Regions from separate parts of the Mus musculus genome. Here region 1 is linked to region 2. Evidence: chromatin loops called from intact Hi-C (ENCODE). Cell type or tissue: left cerebral cortex. All regions are shown on one strand. Each heading gives the region's core, and the rest is flanking DNA. Links, peaks and the distances in the headings are about the cores only.

Region 1 (11,568 bases), core at 1,629-9,628, 130 kb before region 2:
TTTCATCCTCAGAGCCCACATTAAAACACACACACACACACACACCACAATAAAAACAAAACCAAACTCCTGGGTGTCTTAGTTAGAGTTTTATTGCTGTGAAGAGACACCATGACCATAGCAACTCGTATTAAGGTAAGCATCAGGGCTAGTGTATAGTTCAGAGATTTAGTCCATTATTGCCATGGTGAGAAGCATGGTGGCATGCAGGCAGACATGATGCTGGAAAGGTAGCTGAGAATTCTACGTTTGGATTGACAGGCATCAAGAAGAGAGAGAGAGAGAGAGAGAGAGAGAGAGAGAGAGAGAGAGAGAGAGAGAGAGAGAGAGAGAGAGAGAGAGAGAGATGACCTGGCTTGGGTATCTGAAACTTCAAAGCATACCCCCAGTGACACACTTCCTCCAATAAGGCCACATCAAGGGAATAGTGCCACTCCCTATGAGCCTAGAGGGAACATTTTTATTCAGTCATCACAGGTACAGTCCTAACATATTACCAGTGATTTTCCCTGAGCTGACTAGATTTCCTCCTCTTCTAGTGCAATGGTCCTGAGCTAGGTTTTGGGGTCAACACATTCTCTCACCATGGAAGTCAGCAATGAGTCTTGGCCATTCTTAGTAATAATGTGATACAGAACCTCTTACCCTTCTTATTCACAAGGAACCTAGCGATCAGTCTGGCTTCCTGCCTGATCCAGGCTCATCTCTCTACTTTAGGGCCAAAGGATTAGGAACCTGAACTTCATTTCCAACTAGACTTCTTTCCCTTTGCCATGGAAGACGATATAATTACAGGTTGGATGGCCATTCTTTTGCCTCCTATACTGTCTAGGGGACCTTGGCAGGTAGTTTCTTCATCTGTAATAAGCTTTTTAATACCTCAGCACTTGGGTGTTGAAGGTGGTCAGTCCTTGGTTGTCTTTTAGTACAACTGTCCTCCACATTGTAGAACTCTGACAGCATCCCTCAGCTGTTTATCAGGAGTGGAAGCTTTCTTTCGGCCATTGCCACTTGTCCCTTGGAGGGGAAGTCACCCCTGGATGAGTACTGCTCTCTAAAACAGCTGAAATTCTTACCTTTGGGTATAGTTGTGAAGATCTGGTGATAGAATGTAGTAAGGTTCCCTCCATGGTGTCTGACCGTATTTTTTTTTTTTAAGAATTAAATTTGGGGGACTGGAGAGATGGCTCAGTGGTTAAGAGCACTGACTGCTCTTCCAAGGTCCTGTGTTCAAATCCCAGCAACCACACGGTGGCTCACAACCATCTGTAATAAGATTGGATGTCCTCTTCTGGTGTTTCTGAAAACAGCTACAGTGTACTTAAATAAATAAATAAATAAATCTTAAAAATAATTAAATTTGGTCTTTTGTATTGATACATAAAACATAAAGATCATGCATGTTTATGGGGGTATAATGCTTATATCATATGTACACAGTATATAAATTAGGGGTATATAAAACCTGCCCATTCTCCCAAGCATCTATCATTTCTGTACAGTGGAAACATTCAAGCTCCTTCTAGCTCTTAGCACATATGTATTTAAAACTATTGAAAACAACAACAACAACAAAAAATGGTTTGGTAGAAGAGTCAATACCTCAAAGACAAAGATACTGTTTTTCCTTTTTAAAGATTTGTTTTTAAGTGTGTTTGCATGCTTATATGTATGAAGATGCCCATGGAGACCAGAAGCATCCGATACGCAGGAACCGGAACTGAGTTGTAAACCACCTGGTGTGGGAACTGAGAACCAGAGTTGGGTCCTTTGTTAGAACAATATGTGCTCTTAATTGTTGAATCATCTCTCCAACCCCAAAGCTACTTTTTAATGAAAACTCTAAAAAAAAAAAAAAACTCTTTAAACTATTCAAATACTAGGTTCCCTTCGTGTTATTAAAAAATTAAAAATACAGATGACATTATTATTTTTCTTCTGATTCTGCCCATCTTGTGCCATTCCCTCCCCAGTGGTGACCCATGAGATCCAAGTACCACAAGGGTAAGTATTTTATTTATTTAAGACAGCATCTCACAATGTAGAGCAGGCTGGCTTGGAATTCATAGAAAAAACCAAACAAACATTTGCTCCAAGACATCAAGGATATAAAGCTTTTTATAAAATATACAGAAAAGAGGGCCAGCAAGATTGCTTGGAGGGTAAAAGCTCAATTAAGTGGTATATGGAGAAGCCCTATGCCACTTGTCATTGAACTGCATTTTTGAAAGCTTTTTATTGATTTCTTGTGAGCTTCACATTCTGCACCCAGTCCCGCTTTTCTCCCTGTCCCCTCACATCTGCCTCTCACTCTGGCAATCTCCCTCCCAAAATAAAACACACACACACACACACACACACACACACACACACCAACAAAAAACATAGAAAACATCTCATTATGGGATCTGTAGTATGTCACAGTGTTTCCCACAGTATATCCCTATGTCTATACATTCTCACTTGCAAATGTTCACTGTAATGAGTCATTGGTCTGGTTCGAGATCTCTGGCTTTTGACACCATCAATACTGGATCTTCATCTGGACTCCTCCCAGGTATCCTGTTATTGCCCCATGCCATGGAGATCCTGCAACTTTGCAATAGCAGGACTGGCTTTTACATACCAAGCAGATAATATCCATTTTGGGGTGAGCCATCTCAGAGCACCGTATCTGGGCCTGGCTGATAGCAAAGCTGGTCCAACCCCTCTCCAGCACTACTCTGGCTAGGCCACCCGATGCTGTCACCAGTAGGAAGGAAGCAGAGTCAGTTCTTGTCTCACACCCTCAGGGCCAGCTCACCTGCACCCACACTTCCAGATTCAGCTTCATTGTGCTTCCCAGTCAAGGTACAGATCTCATTCTCCCAAATGCTACAGCCTTTGAGGGGCTGGGTCAGCTCTCTGGCTCTCACATCTTTGAGGCTGGCTCACTCTGCTCGAGTGTTGTATCTAGTAAGGGACAGGGCCAAATCATCTACTCTCATGACCCCAGGACCAGCTCTCCCAACTGCTGCAGGTGGTGGTGGTGGTGGGGTCATCACCCCCACACCCATGCCACCTCATGAGTGGTGGGGCCAGTTCTCCCTCACTCTCGTCCTTAGGGCTGGTTCACCTATGTCCCTTCGACTACTGTGCTGCTCAGGAGAGGTGCAGGGCCTGCTTTCCCAAGTGCTGCTAACTGAATATTTTTCGACTGTACATGGATTTTTATAAAAATGGATCACTTACTAGCCCAATGCCACAGTTTGGATGTAGCAAGCCAGTAAACATCTTCTGTAGGCTTGTATTTTGAATGTGTTGTCCCCAGATGGTGACTATTCTTAGGGCTGTGACAAAGCAAAGCTCGGCTGGTGGAAGTAGATCAGTGGGGCTGAGCCTTTGGAAATTATGGTCCAGATCTGGTTCTTGTTGTTGTCTGTTTCCTGGTCCACCATGCTTTGAGGGGCCTCAGCCACATGGTCCTGCTGCTGTGGAGTGAGCTGCTTCATCGTGTTATCTCCACTGTGATGAGTGGAAATGGTGACTCCTAATAAGCCTTTCCTGTCTTAAATTGATTATATCAAATAGTTTGGTCACAGCAACACAAAAGTAGCTACTATACGTATTTAGTAATAAAGAACTGACATGTACAGACTAGATAGATTTACAAGCATCAGTACAGTAAAATTACAAACTAATATTTTGTGAAAATTTAGCTCCAAATTGAAGGAGATTGTTCCCAAGATTACTCAACAGCATTCAGTACCCTAAACACGGGTCCTAGATCCCACAGTTATGGCTACTGTGATGGCTAATTTTATCTTAACTTTATATAGGCCAGTGTCATCTGAGGGGAGTAAACCCCACTTAAGAAAGTGCCTCCATAATATTGGGCTATAGGCAAGCCTATAGGGCATTTTCTTAATTTAATAATCAATGTGGGGAGGGCCCAGGCCATTGTGGGTGGTGCCACCTCTGGACTGGAAGTCCCAAGTTCTATAAGAGAGTAGGATAAGCAAGCCATGGTAGCAAGCTGCCAGTAAGCAGGACCCCCCCATAGCCTCTGCATCAGCTCCTGTCTCTAGGTTCTCTCACTCTGTTTGAGTTTCTGTCCTGCCTTCCTTCAGTGATGGGCTATGGATGTGGGAGTGTAAGCCAAATAAACCGTTTCCTTTCCAAGTTGCTTTTGGCCATGATGTTTCATCACAGCAATAATAGCCTTGCCATTCCTGAGGTAAATCACCCCTTCCAGGCTGGGGTGAGGATCCTAGGGTATCAGGTGCACTGTGAACATGGAATAAGGTAACCCACTCAGAGGCACTTAAATTAAGTGTTACAACTTGAGGCTGATTCCAACAGCAGCAGCCATAGGGTAGAGAAAATGGACAAGGTGGAGATGACACCTTGAGCTGATTACCTTTAGCTTTCCCTTTAGTTTCCCCATTGACTCTGAATATCATTCAGGACAGAAAATTTCCTTTGAGTTGAAGCAGTCTATGCATTGACTGTTTTGGAAGGGCTCCCTTTGTGCCTCTGTGGCCCAGATCCTGCCATGGGGGGTGGGGGGTGTCGTTGCTGAGTGAGCATCTCATTCTCTAGTGGTTTGAGTCTCTTCTAGCGCTGAATTCCAGGCAGGGGAGAAAAGTCCAGTAACCTAAGTTTCATCCCCTTCTGAAGCTGCTTTGTAACCCCAAGCAAAGCCGCCACTGTCCTCATGCCCAAAGTGTATTCATTATGGCAAGGAAGAATAAATCTGAGGGAATCTGGGAGGCTTATCCAGGACTCATGGCTAGATGACAGAAAGCCACTTGAGGCTACAAAGAAATTGATTGATGAAACCAGAATGTGTGGCACTGGCTGCAGGCATGGGTGATTCCAGAGTCTCTAAGACCATTAGGACCTTGCCTCTCTCCATCTCTCAGCTTTGCTGTCCCTTAAGTTGACCTTCCTCTGGGCTCATGCCCCATCCCTCCCCTCATCAGTGACAGTCACCTGAACTTCCAGATGCCCACCAATCAGCTTCATTACCCCTGTGGGAAAGAAATTCCTCTTTTCTGACAGCCTCAGCAAAAATAATCCCAGGACTGGCTTAAGTTCCAGCCATCAGCCATTCTGATGAGGCTGAGGACTGGAATACCAATTGACCAGAGTTGGCCATAGCTTCTGGAACTGAGAGGAGCTGGGATATTAGAGAAGAGCAGGCAGCAACTGACACTGATCTCCCCTTCACTGTGTGGTTATTGGGAATCTGATGGGGATGGGCATATGACTTGGATCTTGGGTTACTCATTCTCTGGGGAGGCAGACAAATATTCCACCCAAAACCATTGTAATAGCCAGACAATTAATGCTGTTGGAGATCAAAGAGTTCAGTGTGCCTTGGATGCCAGGAAGAGCATCATAGGGGACGTAACATCTCATCTAGTCTGATATCTTTTTGCATGCATTTGTGGGTGGCCTACACCTGTGGATGATTTAGGACAGCACCTGAAAGAGGGCCTTAAACTCTACCCAACAATCCATCAGGGTCTTAGCCTCCACTTACCCAGGACCTCACTTAGCCTCAAGCCCACCTGAGTGAAATGTGGAGAATTATGGCCACATCTGCTGATCTAATTATTGGGAACTGAATGAATTCCAGGACCGGAGAAGAGCCTGGTTTTGCATATCTAAATATGGAAATTTAATAACTGTACTTGATGCAATCCTCTATCTCTGTCTGTAGTGCTGCAGAGAGAAAATTAGTCTTGGTGTTTTTAATTTTACAGATATTAAGAGACTGGTGCAAACAACAAGACTCATGAGGTGGAGGATTTGAAGTGGCAGAGTTCATCTCATGGCCCATTGGGCTGTTGATAGAGTTGTACAGTGTGAGAGTTGGAGGACCTTATTGCTGAATCAACCACAGGCTCTGCATGTGGGGATAGAGAAGGCACCTAGGTTGTAGGCAAAACTGTGCATGTGTGTTTTCTCTAGGCAGAGTATGCATTGCTTTCATCAGATTCTTTTTAAAAATTTAAAAATTTATTTAATGAGTCCTCTGCTGCATGTACACCCACATGCCAGAAGAGGGCAACAGATCTCCTTATAGATGGTTGTAAGCTTCCATGTGGTTGCTGGTAATTGAACTCAGGACCTCTGGAAAAGCAGCCAGTGCTCTTAACCCCTGAGTCATTTCACCAGCCCTTGAAGCGACCCATATCTATGAGAACAATAAGAACCTTGAATGTGGACCATGTCCTTTCATTGGTGGTGGAAGGACACAGAGTCCTGAGGAGAAGGACTCATGCCCAAGAGCTCTTCAAGTCATTGTTGAAACTGGTGTCAATCTGCAGCATCCCACATTCTAGATGTGAGAGGTCTTGTTTTAGCTTGATGCCCTCAAGCCTGACTAAGCACCAAAGCCCTCAAAGGCATTAATTAACAATTTTATAACCTGGCCTGGCCCCCTGCCTCACTAAATCCAAAGTGTGGGTGAGCCTAGAGAGAGCCTGAATGCTTAGAAAGCTTTTCAGGAGGCTCCTTTGGTTGTAACCTGGAATTGGCACAGGGATAAAGCTCTGGGTCCATATTGTGAGAAGAACATTCTTAGAATTAGAGGAGTGTGGAGGGGGCTGTTTGATATGTGTTGTGGAGTGGGTGTGTTGGTTGTCAAACAGTGTTTCAGATTTGATAATTTACTATACAGACTCAGAGGACTCAACATAGAGTCACATTCATGGCTGAGATTTATTATAGTGAAAGGGTACAAAGAAGAATAGCAAAAGGCAAAAATGTCATGCAGTGAAGTGCCGGGGTTATAGGTAAACGTCCCAGAGTCCTCCCCCTCATTGTATATATACTAACAATCCTCTAGCAGGTGACCCTGGTGGCTGGTGTGGACATGGGCCACTATGGAAGCTTGTTTAGTCTTTGTGGAAGAAATGCCTATTCAACTCCTTTGTTCATTTTGAACCAAGGTTTTGTTGAATTTATGGATTTCCTGGACAATCTGTATAAAACTCTGTTATCAGATATATGGCTGGTAAATACTTTTTCTCCATCACATATGTTGACTTTTTGCTCTGTTGATAGCGTCGCTTGATGCACAGACATTGTGTGTGTGTGCATGTGTGTGCATGGGTATGTACCCACAGGATGTACCCATGTGGAAGCTAAAGGAGGATATTGGGTATCTTCCTCTATCACTCTATATTATTCAGGGCCTTTATTTATTTTCCTTAGGATTGTTTGATAATTTCATGCATGTGTATAATATGTTTGATCTCGTCCCCATTCCTTTCCCTCTAGCTCCTCACCTGTCCCCAAGACAGGGTCTCTTACTGAACCTGGAGCTTGCTGTTTTTCCAGTCTTGTTGGCCAGCAAGCTCAGCCAACCAGCAAGCATAGTCATCATCCTGTCTCTCTGTTTTCACCCACCCTCTGTGCTAGGGTTACAGGTGTGTGCAGCTATGACTAGTTGTTTTACCTGGGTTCAGGGGATCTGAACTCAGGTCCTTATGCTGTGTAGCAAATGTTTTTACTCACTGAGCCTTTGCATAAGCCCATGCACAGACATTTTTAATTTTCACAAAAGTCAGTTTTCCGGTTTGTTGTTTCATGTGCTTCTGTTCCATCCATGAAATCATGGATAAGACCTCCATCAAGAGGCTTTTCTCTTCTTAAAGATGCCCTTTCCTCCATTTTTTTTTTGTGGCCTGCCTACTTTAAGTTTATCAATTTTATTGATCTTTTCAAAGAATGACCTTTATTTTCATTGATTTTTTCCTATTTAAAAATTTTCTGACCTATTTTTCTCTGCCTTAATCATTATTTTCTTCCTTCTGTTAGTATTAGGTTTGCTCTTCTTTTCTATTCCTTGAGTTTATGAAGTTAGGTCATTGGTTAGATCTTTCTCTCTCTCTCTCTTTTCTTATTTCCTCTTTATATTTTCTCCATCTTTAAAAAAAAAGATTTTATTTATTTATTTTATATATGTGATGAGTACACAGTAGCTGTCCTCAGAGACACCAGAAGAGGGCATTGGATCCCATTACAGATTGTTGTGAGTCACCATGTGGTTGCTGGGAACTGAACTCAGGACTTCTGGAAGAGCAGTCAGTGCTCTTAACTGCTGAGCCATCTCTCCAACCCCCGTTTTTTCTCCATTTTTTCTCCAATTTTTTGTCTGGTATTCTTGAGGGCCTAGGTCTATCCTCAGGATTAAAACAAAAAGTTGCTTAATTTCTACAAATAGGGAGAATTTCTTACTTTATTTGTATTATTAATTTAAATATCACTGTTTTACAATAGCTATATATATTTTTTAAAAATTCTATTGAAATTTAATTTGTACCCTAATATGTTCTATCCTGGCAAATACCCCAAGCACACTTGAGAAGAACATGAGTGTTTGTTCTTGCTGAGTGGAATGTATATCTGTTAGGCCTTGAGAATTAATATTGTAAAGATGCTATACAACCAAAAGCAATCTACACACTTAATGAAATTTCCATCAAAATTGCAATGACATTTCTCACAGAACTAGATAGAGAAAACAATCATAAAATTTGTGTGAAGATACAAAAGACCATGAATAGCCAAAGCAAGTCTAACAACAACAAAACTCACATCACAGAGGCATTAAATTATCCAACTTCAAACTATACCACAAGGCTATCGTGACAAAGATACTACCTTATTGGCACAAAAGCAGACCTTGTGGAGAGCTCTTGGGGCTGATTCTAGACATTTGGCAAGAGTATGCCATTGGGCTAGGACACAGAAGCAAGCTCAGGCAGGAATTTGACATTGAGCTAGGACTAGGAGGTAAGCTCAAGATGAATACAACTGAGGATTGTGTTCTTTGTATCTTTTGTTGTTGTTGTTGTTTTTGTTTTTTGTTTGTTTTTTTGAGACAGGGTTTCTCTGTATAGCCCTGGCTGTCCTGGAATTCACTTTGTAGACCAGGCTGGCCTGGAACTCAGAGATCCACCTGCCTCTGCCTCTGCTTCCCAAGTGCTGGGATTAAAGGCGTGCACCACCACGCCCGGCTTTTTTGTTCTTTGTATCTTGATGGGTCTTGTCAGAACCCTGAATACAGTAATCATGAGACCTTTGTTTATGCTTTGTTTGTTCCTTAAGTACACTGTGTATGCTTTAGAACTGATCACATTCTTTGTATATACTTAGAATGATATAAAGGCAGACTGGAGAGAAATAAACCTGCTTCAGCTTCAGAACTGGCTGAGGTCATGTTATAATGTTGTCTAATTGTCTTTTTCTTTCCAATCCTCACTCTATCCCATGAGACCTTGTTGACTGAACTGGCTTGGTCAAGACATGCAGACCGACAGAGTATTATAGAAGACCCAGAACCCAGAGATAAACCCACATAGGTATGAATAGTTGAATTTTAACAAATGTAAAAATTATGCACTGGAAAAAGGACATTTTAAGTAAATGATGCTGGAAAAACTGAATATATCTCAGCAGAAGAATAAAGTTAGATTCCCCACCTCTCATTCCACATAAAAATCAATTCAAACTGATGAAACAGCTTAATATAAAAAGTAGGAAATACTAAAGCTGTTAAAGTAAAACACAGGGTAAATACTTTAGGACATAGGTATAGACAAGAACTTCTAAATAGAACCCTAACAGCACAAGAAACAGCTTCAAGAACTGGCAAATAGGATTACATGAAATGAAAAAGCTTCATATCAAATAAAACTATCAAAAGAATGAACAGTCAGGTTCCAGGAAGGGAGAAAAATCTTTGCCAGGTGTACTTTAGACAAGAAGTTACTATCTAGACTGTATCAGGAATGGCAAAAATGAAACAGCAAAGCAGACAAACCAAACACCCTGACCAAGAAGTGGATCAATGCACAAAACAGACAGTTCTTCTTCTTTTTTTAAACTTTATTTATTTTTATTTTTATTATTTTATTAGATATTTTCTTTATTTACATTTCAAATGCTATCCCAAAAGTTCCCTATATCTCCCCCCCTCCCTGCTCCCCTACCCACCCACTCCCACTTCTTGGCCCTGGCATTCCCCTGTACTGGGGCATATAAAGTTTGCAAGACCAAGGGGTCTCTCTTCTCAATGATGGCCAACTAGGCCATCTTCTGCTACATATGCAGCTAGAGACACGAGCTCTGGGGGTACTGGTTAGTTCATATTGTTGTTCCACCTATAGGGTTGCAGACCCCTTCAGCTCCTTGGGTACTTTCTCTAGCTCCTCCATTGGGGGCCCTGTGTTCCATTCTATAGATGACTATGAGCATCCACTTCTGTATTTGCCAGGCACTGGCATAGCCTCACACGAAACAGCTATATCAGGGTCCTTTTTGCAAAATCTTGCTGGCATGTGCAATAGTGTCTGGGTTTGGTGGCTGATTATGGGATGGATCCCCGGGTGGGGTAGTCTCTGGATGGTCCATCCTTTTGTCTTAGCTCCAAACTTTGTCTCTGTAACTCCTTCCATGGGTGTTTTGTTCTCTATTCTAAGGAGGAATGAAGTATCCACACTTTGGTCTTCCTTCTTGATTTTCTTGTGTTTTGCAAATTGTATCTTGGGTATTCAAAACAGACAGTTCTTAAGAGAGATCCCAATGGCAACAAAAGCATGACCTGGCTGTCAGAGTCATGCGAATTAAAACGACTTTGAGATTTCATCTCAGAATGACAAACATCAGGAAAACAGATGACCATAAACATTGGTGAGGGTGTAGGGGAAGAGGAACCCTATACCCACAGGACAGTGCATCCTCCCAGAGACACTTGCACACCATGTTTATGGCTGCTTCCCCCCCCCCCATAAGTAGTAAATGGAATCAGTGTATATGTCCATCAAGAGATTAATGGATAGTGAAAATATACATATACACATGGAACTTTATTTAGCAGTAAAGAAAAGTGAATTCATGAAATGTGCAGGCAAATGGCTGAAACTGGGACAAAAACCTGAATATTCTCTTTCATATGTGGGATCCTAGTTTCTACTTGTTAAATATGACTATCTAGGAAGGAGTAAATGTGGCTAAGGTCACAAAACTGAGACGGGGCGAGTGAGAGATGAAACAAAGAGGCTTTAAGGGAAGGGACAGAGAAGACAATGAGGGCATGTCTGCTATCAAAGTGAAGAAACTGGAGGCAAAAGAGTGCACAGAAGAAAATATGTGGCATGGAAATTAGGGAAAGAAGTAGAGGAGAGAATTAACTGTGAAAAGTATTTTTAAATGTAATAAGGAAACCTGTTGCTTTGTAAGCCCATTTAAAAAATAAAAATAATTTAAAAAATGAAGCAATGTTTTAAAGCCATGTAGGGACTTTTTTTTTTTAAATGTATGTAATTTGCCACTCATTTTCTGTATGCCTCTTGGTTGATTTTTATTATTGTTGTTGTTATTGTTCATGATTTCCTATTTTATTGTAATTGTATTTACTTGATTCTTTTGGTAATAAAATGTTTGAGTTCCTTTCTCATCTCTTTTGGGTATATTCTAGGATCCTTGTGTTTACTGTGGGAATTACATTTAACACCCTAAAGTTATCATATTCTCCATTTAATTTATATCAGCCTTCCTTATTCACACAAG
Region 2 (11,568 bases), core at 1,503-9,502:
ATGATAGTATATATAAGTGACCCTAAAAATTCTACCAGAGAACTCCTAAACCTGATAAACAGCTTCGGTGAAGTAGCTGGATATAAAATAAACTCAAACAAGTCAATGGCCTTTCTCTATACAAAGAATAAACAGGCTGAGAAAGAAATTAGGGAAACAACACCCTTCTCAATAGTCACAAATAATATAAAATATCTTGGCGTGACTCTAACTAAGGAGGTGAAAGATCTGTATGATAAAAACTTCAAATCTCTGAAGAAAGAAATTAAAGAAGATCTCAGAAGATGGAAAGATCTCCCATGCTCATGGATTGGAGGAGATCCTTTCATAGAGCAAACTTATGTGGTCTAGTTTTGAGACTTTCCTCAGGCATATCATTGGAGTCTCAGCTGATAATACATAGTTCTCCAGAAGAACCTAGACTTAATCATTCATTTCACCTAAGAGGTTGATGGTAAGACCTTTTCCCAGGCAAAAGTGGTGTCAACTCCCAGTTAGGGATGGAAGGAATGTAAAGATACCTTGTGAAAGAAAGGCCATAGGTTTCCCCCACTCTACACCTCTTCCTAACACTGTGTCTGTTTTAGTTACTTTTTCTGAGGCTGTGATGACATATTCTGAAAAGAGCAACCTAAAGGAGAAAAGGCCTATTGTGAGGCATAGTCCAGTTGATAACAGCAGCTGATATAACTGTTCACAGCACATTTGCAACTGGAAAGCAGAGAACAATTGTGATTTGACTAATATCCCTCCCCTCTAGGCTCATATAATTGAATGCTTAGTCACGAGGGAGTGGCACTATTTTAAAAAGATTAGGAGGTGTGCTCTTGTTGGAGTAGGTGTGGCCTTGTTGGAGGAAGTGTGTCACTGGGGGTGGTTAGCTTTGAGGTTTCAAAAGCCCATGCCAGATCCAGTCCAGTCTTTCTCCCTCTCTCTCTCTCTCTCTCTCTCTCTCTCTCTCTCTCTCTCTCTCTCTCTCTCTCTCTCTCTCTCTCATTCTCTCTCTCTCTCTCCCCCTCTCTCTCTCTCTCCCTCTCCCTCTCCCCCTCCCCTCCCCCTTCCCCTCCTCCCCCCTCCCTCTCCCTCTCCCTCTCCCCCCCCTCTCCTTTTCTCCCTCCCTCCTTTCAGATCAGGATGTATCTCTCAACTACTTCTCCAGCACCATGCTCCCTACCCTATTGATAATGGACAAAAGCTCCACAGGTCCCTGGCAAGATTTCTGGCCAGCTTACTTGGTGTCACACTCAAGCCTCTTTCTGCTCTTTTTCCAAGAATAGGAAGGGTAAGTAAGAACAGTTAGTAGGCAAGAGTCCCAGAATGGCTTAAGTGGCTATACCTCCACTGGCTTAGTGCCTAGAGGTAATAATTCCTGCTAGACTATGGACTCATCCTAAGATAGGCGTGCAGGCCTAGCACTGATCAGAATATCTAGAAACAGGTAACAACTGTTGGTGCAACAGCAAGACTGAGCACAGCTGGAGGTTTCTATGCAGTACCCTTTGAAGTCATTTCTGCACACAGACTAGGGGGTGCTGGTCCCACTGATGTGTTTCTCTACCATGATCCAGATTCCTCTCTCCAGTCTCCTCTCAAAGATCTGGATCCTCCAGAGATTCAGAATAAACCCTGCTGCCTGTCTGGCCAGGTATTTGGTCACAGTGACAAGAAGTAATGCAAGTTTTGTGACAGAGTTTGGCATGCACAGGTCTTGAAAGCTCAGCTCTCCCCAGAAAACTTCATAGTGCCCACATGAAAGAGCACTGTTTCAGAGGAGAGCCACGGGTGCTCTTCTGATGGCATTCTGACCCAGGAAAACTCTAGGTCTTGGCAAACTATGGCCTGCTGTTTGTATGGCTTCATTTTTCAATATTTCAAATCTTGACATTATATTCACATGTTGGGTCTTGGTTTACAATGCTTAAAGTGATTGCTATTTGGTCCCTGGTGTGCTTGTTTTCTGAGTCTAGCCTCTGCCAGTAGAGAGACCTGGCCTTGCTTTTGCCTTGGCTGCTCCACTTTCCCTGGGGAGGCTTGAAAATGAAGTTCCTTGGCTTAGTGCCATAGTCTACATGCTCTTCAGGCTTTTTCTGAATCACCCCAAAAGAAAGAGGGGTGCTGAGGTATGGGAGAGGTGTATGACCATTCTAGTCTCTCCCACTGAAGTCCACTGTGGGTTGCTCCTGGGAGGGACAGGTGTGTCCCTGCCAAGTTTGCAGCATCTTGTGGATAAAATCTAATGAGCTGCATTTAACAACAAGCCCTGCCATGTGGCTTTTCCCAGGGCTGCCCATCTGTCAGCTCTGGGAAGCCACTCTTCATGCAGCTGGAGCCCTCTCCAGCCATCAAATCAGGAGAGAGCCAAGGTCCCTTGAGCCACGTCCAGCATGTAGACCCGTAATCTTCACTCTCAGTTTGTGCCAGCTCCTGGCTGTTCTCCAGCCTCCCAATACCATCGCCAGATGGTACCTAACAGAGGGTGAAAATGCTCCCAGGAAGGTGTGGGCAACGGGGCAGTGGAGAAAAGAGAGCCCAAGTAAACCACAAGGTGCCCTGACCATGGCATGGCGAGTCTCCAGGTGTGAGCCAACTAGCTATTAAACTTCTATTTTTTTTTATTACTTATTTTTACTATTTTAAAACAAGCCACCAGAGTGGGCTCAAGTGGCTAATATCACTTGTCTAGTTTCACCAGGGTCTTCCTGCCCCCTTAAGATTCAGGGAATAGTATCTCTGACTTCATTCCAAAGCTTATATTTCTGCAGCCCTAGGCTCTGATTTGTGCTGCCCCTGATTTCCTGTTGACTGCAGTAGGGTCCATGTATCCTTGTGCTCATGTGATATATCCCATTACCCATCCCAGTTCTGAACCTGGAGACTAAGAAGAACATAACCAAGGCTGTCCTCGAGTTTACTATGTAGCTGAGGATAGCCTTGAACTTCGGATCCCCTGCTTTTACTCTTGAGTGCTGGGATTACAGATATGGGCTACTGTTCCCAGTTTGTTTTTTGTTTCTTGTTCTTGGTTTTTTGGTTTTGGTTTTTTGTTTTTGGTTTTTTCGAAACAGAGTTTCTCTGTGTAGCCCTGGCTGTCCTGGAACTCACTTTGTAGACCAGGCTGGCCTTGAACTCAGAAATCCACCTGCCTCTGCCTCCCAAGTGCTGGGATTAAAGATGTGTGCCACCACTGCCCAGCGGCCATTTGCTTTTATATTGTAGAGAACTAGCAAAGATGAGGTGCTTGCTAAGAGTTCTGGGAAGAACAGCTGTTCTGTGATCATCTCACCAGTGGATACCCAAACAGAGCTATCTTTAGGCTGGAATAAGGGCTGGGGAGATCCCAACTCCAGGACCTGTCTACAAACCATCTGGAACCCCTATACCCCAGGCAATGCTGTTCACATCAAACATTTGACCTAGCTTTGTGAGGGTTGTGATTGATGTCCTCTTGGTCCCCTAATGGATTCAAGCAGACTGCTTGCAAAGCCAGGATCCTGGACATTCACAGCCCAACTCTACTTGTGAAATAGAAAGCAAGATCAGACAAAAGAGTTGGGCAGGACAAGGGCAGAATCCAGTGTGCAGCTCTAAAATAAAATCCTGGGGTCAAGAACCCAAGCTGACTCCAGGGTGTGTGCCCTCTGGGGAAGAGTAGGTAGCATACTTTAGGTAGATGCTTAGGTGACGTTTGTGTGTGTCATGTGACTGCATAGATGGGCATTGCGGTGGGTACCTAAGGCAGGAAGAGTTGCTTTTCCTACCACTTTGAGGATACAGTCTGTCATGGCAGGGAAGATGTGGGGGTGAGAACAGCTCTAGGCTGTGATGGTAGGAGCAAAAGGCAGTTTTGGTATGAGTCCATATGTGGGATACAGAGCGATGATTGCTGGTGCTCAGCTCACTTCCTCCTTTAGACAGAGTCTCAGGGTTTTATCTCCTGGATGATTCCAAATCCAGTTCAGTTGACAAAGGAGATCAACCACCTTCTGCCCACCATGCTTCTTAGTCACCAGGCTCCACCTTGGGATGGGTTAGGGTCTGTGTCCTGTGGTCAAACAGGGCTCACATGAACACAAACAACCATGGATCTTGTAGCAATCTGGGTGGCACAAACCAGAGCTTGGGGAAGCAGAAATGTAAGCTCTGGGGAAGCCTAGGGTTGTTGAGGATGTCTGAGGTAGCTATTCAGATCTTAAGGGGTGGAAAGACCCTGGTAAAACTAGATAAGTTGTTTTACGTACATGAGCCCACAGTGGTAACCAGTGGCTTGTTCTGCAGCGAGTTTCCAAGCCTCAGTATCTGTACCACACTGGCTTTTAAAGGGGTAGATCTGCAGACCAGCTCTCTGTCTTGTGAAGCAGAAGGCTTTCAGTGGGTACTGCCAGCCCTTCGGACACTGGAAAGGAATTTGGGACATTAGAGTGTCTTTGCAGGATTTGAAAATTCAAAGAACTGCTGTGGCCTCAGTGAAATTGAACATAAATATGGGCTTCTCAAGAGAAGGAGTCACCCTTAGTGTCTATGGTGACTGTGTGTGTTTTTGTGGCTTTTAAAATTATGTTGGTCAAAGGATGTAGTTCAAAACAAGGTTCAAAGATAGAACAAAGTTTAAAATTCAAGTTTAAAAATTAAGTAAAAGTATACTAACTGGTTACTTATTTCTCTTACAATAAATTTTTTTTTGTAAATATGTGTGTGTGTGTGTGCATTGTGTAGCTTGTTTCTGTTTGGGTGTACATGTGTTGATGTGTGCTGTATGTGGAAGTCAGAGAATATCTTGGGGTGTTGTTTTCAGGCATTGTCCATGTTTTATGTATGTCTGTGTATGTGCACATGTGTGTAGAGGTACCCATGAAGGTCAAAGGGAATTATTGCATCTCTTAGAACTAAAGTTGGCATTTGTGAGCCAAACAGTGGGTTCTGGGATCTGGACTCCCATCTTCTGATAGAGCAGTAAGTTCTTTGACTGCTGAAACATTTTTTCAGTCCCCATGTTGGTTTCTGAGACAGGGCCTCTCACTGTCCTGACCCTTGCCATGTAGGCTAGGATGACTGGCCAAGGATCTGCCTGTCTCTGCTTCCCCAAGGCCAGAATTGTAAGCATGCACCATGCCTGTAATTTTTTTTTCATTTTTTTAAGCATGATTTTGGGGATCAGACTCGGTATTTACAAGGCAGTTACTTTACTATCTGAGCCATCTCAGTAGTTCTATAAGGAGATTTAATGAGGTATATTGTTTAGACTTAGAGATAAGAGAGGAGTGCTGATGGAATCAAACTCAATGTCCAAATATTCTGGCCTTGAGTATCATTTCTTGTTGTTCTTGTATTTGTTTGTATGTGCACGCCACAGCATGCCTGTAGAGCTCAGAGGACAACTTGCAGGAGTTTGTTTTCTCCTTCTACCATGTGAGTCCTAGGGGCCAAAGTCAGGCTTGGTGGTACATGCTTTTACCTGTTGAGCCTTCTTGTCTCTAGGAAGTCAAGCTCTGTCTTTATAAGACATTTGGGTTTTTATCAATTATGTTGAAGTTTCTGAATCTTAGTTGCCGATGGACAGCCTTCTTTTCCTTTCTATTGCCTCTTGCTTCCCCTGGCTTGGTGGATCCAGCCTTAATTTGAACAGTGGTGGCAGGAGTGTAGGAGGAAAGGAAAAAGAACAGCACTACACTGAATTGTGAGCATGCAGTGAGCTCTGAACATAAATGTATCTCTCACCCCCCTCAATTCCTGTGTTGAAATCCTCATCCCAAGGAAAGAAGAGGTAATTTGGTCATAGGTACAGAGCCTTAACACCTACATAAAGGAAGCCAAGAGAGACCCTGGACCGGTAGGTGCAGTGTCAATACCAGGCAAGAAGTCCCTCATCAGAAGGAACACTCCAGGAGCTTGGTTGAACTCTGTAAGCTTCCATACTACAGGAAATATTCTTCCGTTCTTAATAGCCACCTCCCTCTCTCCATCCCATTGATGGCATTTTACTATAAAGGCCAAGTCAACTAAAAATGGGGAAGTTCCAACTTGGGGTGAGAGGGGGGCAGGATCATAATACAGTTTGAGCTATCAGGAAGGAACACTGAGTCGGGAGTTCCCTTTAGTGGAGATCCTCTCCAGAACAGGCTGACAGCTGGGACTATTTTTATTCTTTGCGTGGAGAATCATAGCCACTTCGAGAAGGTGACATTTGGGGAGCCTCGTGGTGTTTGGTGGTAGTAGTCCCTATCAGCAACATGGAAGAGAGGAGAGAGGTACTGGTAGAAGTTCTAGAACCTGGGTGGATCCTGGCTGCCGCCAGGGGGAGACCTGGCGCGGCCTCCACTGCTCTCTGGAAAGCCTGTCAATTCTTGTCAACCCACTGTAGCTGCTGGAGCATTGGACATAAGGATGCATTGACCGGGTGAACCTCCTAGGGGAAGCAGCAATGCTTGGAGGCTCAGCAAGGGGGTTGGGGCGGGGAAAGAGCATTTTCCAGCTTGCTGCCTTCTACTGGTGGAAGCCAAGGCCGGGGAACCTGCGAGGTTGCTATGAACAAATTGTGTGCCCAGTTTGCTTTTCCACATCCACTGTGTGCTTACCTAAGACAGAAGAAAAGAAAGCACTCTGGAGGAAAAGTGGACTCTGAGGAGAGAGCATGGGGGCTTTTCTCCAGTCCAAGATCCAGGAAGGCATCCTAGAAGCAGCCTGCTCCCGTGATAAAGAGCTCTGGGCAGCAGGTGTCTGTTAGAGCAGGCTCCTATTAGAACAGGCTCAGAATTTCTGCAATGCCTGTTGCCATGGCAAACAGCCATTCACAGAACCAAGCTGATCATTCCAGAATCCCACCCCGCAGTTTAGCCTGTGACCCAGTCCAGTGAAGAGGAAAAGCTAGAAGCTGAGCCTCTAACTTCAGTTTAAGCAGTCTGCCTCACCTTCCATGGGCACTGGCCCATGTGTCACGTCCTGCCTGAAAATAGCTTTTCCCTCAGCCTACTGTTTTGGAAGGAATGTGTAACGTTCTGAGGTTCAACATCCCTGCGCCTTAGAAAAGGTGTTTTTCTTCCTGGTGACCAGACTGAATCCTCACCTTTGAAATGACCTCTGTGTCACTTCTGAGATGCTTGTGGGGAGATTCCCTGAATCTGGAAGATTTTCAGATAAGGAAATCCAGATGATTTCTAGAGAAATGAAATGTACCCAAAGTCACTAGGGGTTATTGGAATCTGGTAGTCAGACTTTTCAACTACCCAGAGCTTGACTGTTAAATCTATACAAGATCTCTGTTTTTTTTTAATATATATATATATATATTTCAGGGACTGGATAGATGGTTCAGGGCGTGCTTCTTTTGAAGATGTTCAGAGTTCAGTTACCAATACCCACATGGTGACTCACAGCCATCTGTAACTCTAGTTCCCAGGGACCCAACACCCTCTTTTGACCTCTATTGGCATCAAACATGCACATACATACATTCAGGCAGGACATACATAGAATAATAAATCTAAAATATTTTGATTATATGTATATGTGCCTGTCTCTGTGTGGCTATGCACATGTGCATGTGTGTGACTACAGAGGCCAGAGGTGGTGTATCCCCCTGGAAGATGGAGTTATAGACAGTTGTGAGCTATCAAATATGATATGAAATAGAAACCAAATTATGGTTCATCTTGCCCACAGATGCTGGTTTTTTTTTTTGTTTTTTTTTGTTTTTGTTTTTTGGTTTTTTTTGTTTTTGTTTTTTTGTTGTTTTGTTTTGTTTTTGCCACGTTAGTGTTTGTTCTGAATCTGATCCTCCCCCCAGCTCCTTTCCTCTCTCTCTTCTGATTCTGTAACAGCAGCATTTTTACCTAGGGGACACAAGGTTCTTCTCCTCTCTGCTCCCTTTAGCTCTTTTCTGACCTTAGTAAGTGATGATCAAGACTTTGTCCAGCTATTGAACCACAATGTCCAGACTCTGAGGGACTATAGGAAGAGAAAGGGAACAAGTTCAAGTTGAGAGTCAGGTCATAGTCAGACCAGGTAACTGACTATGGGGAGAGGGCCAAGTGCATGTCAGGTATAGTCTCAGCAAGGTCACTCAAACGACTACTGTCAGGGTCGACATATTTGCAGTGGGGCTGGGAGTCCAGGAGGCGCTAGAAGAACACAGGATTCTGGGAACATCTAATCAAACAGGAGCTAAGCCAAGTGCCTGTTGAGTGATGAATGGAGCAGATATGGAAATTGAAGTAAGAATCTTGTTGGCCTTGTTGGACCGAGCCATGGCTAGGCACCGTTAAGCCTTTTAGAGTGACTTGGTCATACATCAAGGCTGTGAGCAGCAGGACCTGTCCTCAGCCTCAGGGCTGGCATCACCAATGCTGTCAAGACACTGACTGTCAGCAGGCCCAGGCAGTGCTAGTATTACTTCAGGGATCCATGGTAGGTGAGAAGAGGCACAGATTATAATTCCTGCCTACTCCCAAACCCCAACAGCACAGAGCTTTCATAGGACATCTTAGTGCTTCCATCTCCCAGAGGGAGTGAAAAGCCTGACAACCTGATTGTGGGGCTTTAAAAAGTGTCTATAACTAACCACTTGTGTGCTGTGATGCCAGGGAAAGGCTAGAGGATACGTACTTACATGCCAGCAACCTGACTGGAACCTTGTCTCCCTCCCCATCTGAAAGTCAGGAAGTTGAGCCCCTGGAAATCTCACTTGGAATTTTTCACTCCACAAACCATTGAAACCCTATTCTCTGTGCTATGAGCACCTGCCATGTTCCAGATGGAACATCTGACATATGTGTTATCAACCACCATAGTAACTTCCTATCCCCTTCAAGGCACACATCCTAAAGTCCTCCTATTGGGTCTTATTTCATAAAGTTTCTACCACCTACTGATGGTACCACAGTCTGGGGCCCAAACACTTGCCATACAGATCTTTAGGGGACACTCAGCATGCTGTAACACCATCTTATGTTTGCGTGAGGGTTAGAGTTGTTCTCTGTTAATGTTATGCGCAAAGGCACCTAATCTGCCTTCCCAGCACAAACCTGGACTGTCATGTGCCAGCTACTGAAGTTATAACTTGAGCTACCGCTAAGTGGCGCTGCCTGCCAGCAGCAGGCACAGCTCTGTTCAGCAGTATGTGTGCACCTACTTCAAAATGTCATTGAAATTTCCCCATGTTTCTTTATCAAAAACAAGTGGGAACTGGGAGAAAGAGAAAGTGCTAATATTAGAGCTAAGCCAAACAACATTTCCGTGTGTGCTGGCTACTTTTATGTCAACTTGATGCATGAAATCATTCTGGAAAGAAAGAACCTCAATTGAGAAAATGCCTCAGCTGGGCTGTGGTGCATTTTCTTGCGTGCAGACTAATATGGGAGAGCCCAGCTCACTGTAGGCAGTGACACTCATTGGCTGCTGGTCCTGGGTGCTATAAGAAAGTAGGGTGAGCAAGCCATGCATGGTGAGCAAGCCAGTAAGCAGTAACCCCTCTCCAATCCCCCCCACCCTCGTTTCTGCATCACTTCCTGTCTCCAGGTTCCTGCCCTGACTTCCCTGGATGGTGGACTACAAACTGAAATAAACCCTTCTTTCTCTAAGTTGCTTTTGGTCACAGTATTTTATCACAGTAATAGAAACCTTTAGTATATCATGCTTAGTATACCTGCTTCCAGGAGGAAATTCATTTGCCAATCTTTGGGCTCAAATAGATGATCCTTGTCCTAAATGGTTCTACTGGAGGCTTAATGGTTAAAAAGAAAAAAGAAAAGAAAAGAAAAGAAAGGAAAAGAAAAGAAAAGGGAAAAAAGAAAACATGAAAGAAAACAGTCTATAAAATTTAATAGTTGTAAAACACTTCTTAAAAAGATAGGCTCTTGTGCTGTAGAGATGGCTCAGTGGTTAAGAGCATTGACTGCTCTTACAGAGGTTCTGAGCTCAATTCCCAGCAACCACATGGTAGCTCACAACCATCTGTAATAGGATTCAACGCCCTCTTCTGGTGTGTCTGAAGACAGCTACAGTGTACTCATATGCATAAAATAAATAAAATCTCAAAAATAAAAAAAGATCTTAGGTTGCTCATGTAGCCAAGGGTGATCTCAGTCTAGCTTCGGTAGCTGAAGATGACCTTGAACCTGCAATCATCCTATCTCTACCTTCCAAGTACTGATAGTTAAGGTGGCAAGCTCTACTATCTCTGATTTATGCAGTGTTGGGATCAAACCTAAGTCTTCATTCATGCTATCCAAACACTCTCTCAGCTGAGCTATATCTCTATCCCTGGATATGAAATAGTTGATCTCTTAGATTCAGGACTACTACCAGTGGAAGGGTGTCTTGTGCAAATTAGAAAAGGGGTTCTTTTTCCCCCTCCTCTATGTAAATATAACTCTGTACCAAGATACACAGGTGAGTTTCAGTCCCTGCTAAATCCATAACCAGATGCTGCCAGTGTACAATATGCCCAACAGTGCAGAGCTGCCAAGGATGAACATCCATTTATAATGCACAAGTCTCTTGTTCTAGTTTTGTACAGTTAATTTTATACACATGTATAAAACAGAAGGCTGCCTACAAACAATATCTATGGTTAATTTTTTTAAAAATTAGACTTGTCCCATATTTGAGACATTCCTGGGAACGTTGAGACTATAAAACCATGAAACTATAATGGGCAAGGCTAAGATTCATGTCCTCCCTCGGCAATCCTCCTCACAGAGTATTTATTTCCTAGAAATCTGTGTCCTAGTTTGGTTGTTTGGTTTCTGTTGTTGTCACAAAGCACTGACCAAGAGCAACTCTGGAGGAAACTTACAGGTCATAGTTCATCATGGAGGAAAATCAGGTAAAGGATTCAAGCAGGGGCAGAGGCAAGAACTAACAGGGACTCTGCTTGATTCCATGGCTTATGTCCAGTTATCTTTCTCACGCTTTCCAGAATCACTTTCCCAGATGTGACACCACCCACAGCAGGCTGGCCACTCACAAACCAATCAACAATCAAGAAGCCCCTTTGGACTTGCCTATATGCCAATCTGATAGAAGCATTTCTTCAATTGGACATTCCTCATCCCACATGACTTTTTGTGTGTTGACAAACACATTGCAGCACATTTGTATCATGCCTTTTACAGAATTGTGGACTATTTGAAGATATAAGCTAGATGTACCATTTATTTCCAGGGCACATCACGAAGATGTGTGAGAGTGTGCTGGTAGGAAATGGCAAGAATTACCTGAGTCCATGTTGAAGGAGAATGGATGTGCCTTCTCTAGGTACATGGCCCTCTGTGTTCTTCTTGATTTTTTGGATATAAATGGCACCCAGTGATTGATTTGTTTCCATTTCCCAAACTCGATGGGACAATCCACTGGGGCTGTAGTTCCAGGAGCTTACCAGGCACCAGCCTTAGTACAGAATCCAGTCTTGACAGGTTCACACTTGAGAACTGGTGGGTTCCAGCCCTCTCCTCTCCCTGTCCTTGGTCCCTTTCTAGTTGAGCCTGGGGAAATGGGCCTAGCTTTGGTCATTGCTCAGTGGAAGGAAAAATCAGTTGTGGAGAACAGGGAGTGGAGCTCATGGAATAGGTCTGT

What was found. Peaks named below come from ENCODE experiments on the same cell type or tissue, not always from the same donor. Only the 100,000 strongest peaks of a DNase experiment are listed, where the experiment ranks them.
Region 1: a loop joins it to region 2, with 2.0 times the contacts of the local background. A loop is called at or near these places in 2 of 42 quality-filtered maps.

What each region holds. Positions count from the first base shown.
Region 1 is chr19:60,735,253-60,746,820 of GRCm38, reverse strand. No RefSeq gene overlaps it. Among named protein-coding and RNA genes, the nearest start is that of Nanos1, 15 kb to the left of the region's middle. In left cerebral cortex, for the core only: a CTCF peak has its summit at 6,039 (motif pointing right); a DNase peak (open chromatin) is centred at 3,317.
Region 2 is chr19:60,606,476-60,618,043 of GRCm38, reverse strand. Gm46652 (a long non-coding RNA gene) reads right to left here and starts at 6,814. Exons shown (of 2, transcript XR_003952898.1): 1 at 6,573-6,814. In left cerebral cortex, for the core only: CTCF peaks have their summits at 6,299 (motif pointing right) and 9,070; DNase peaks (open chromatin) are centred at 2,267, 3,857 and 6,199.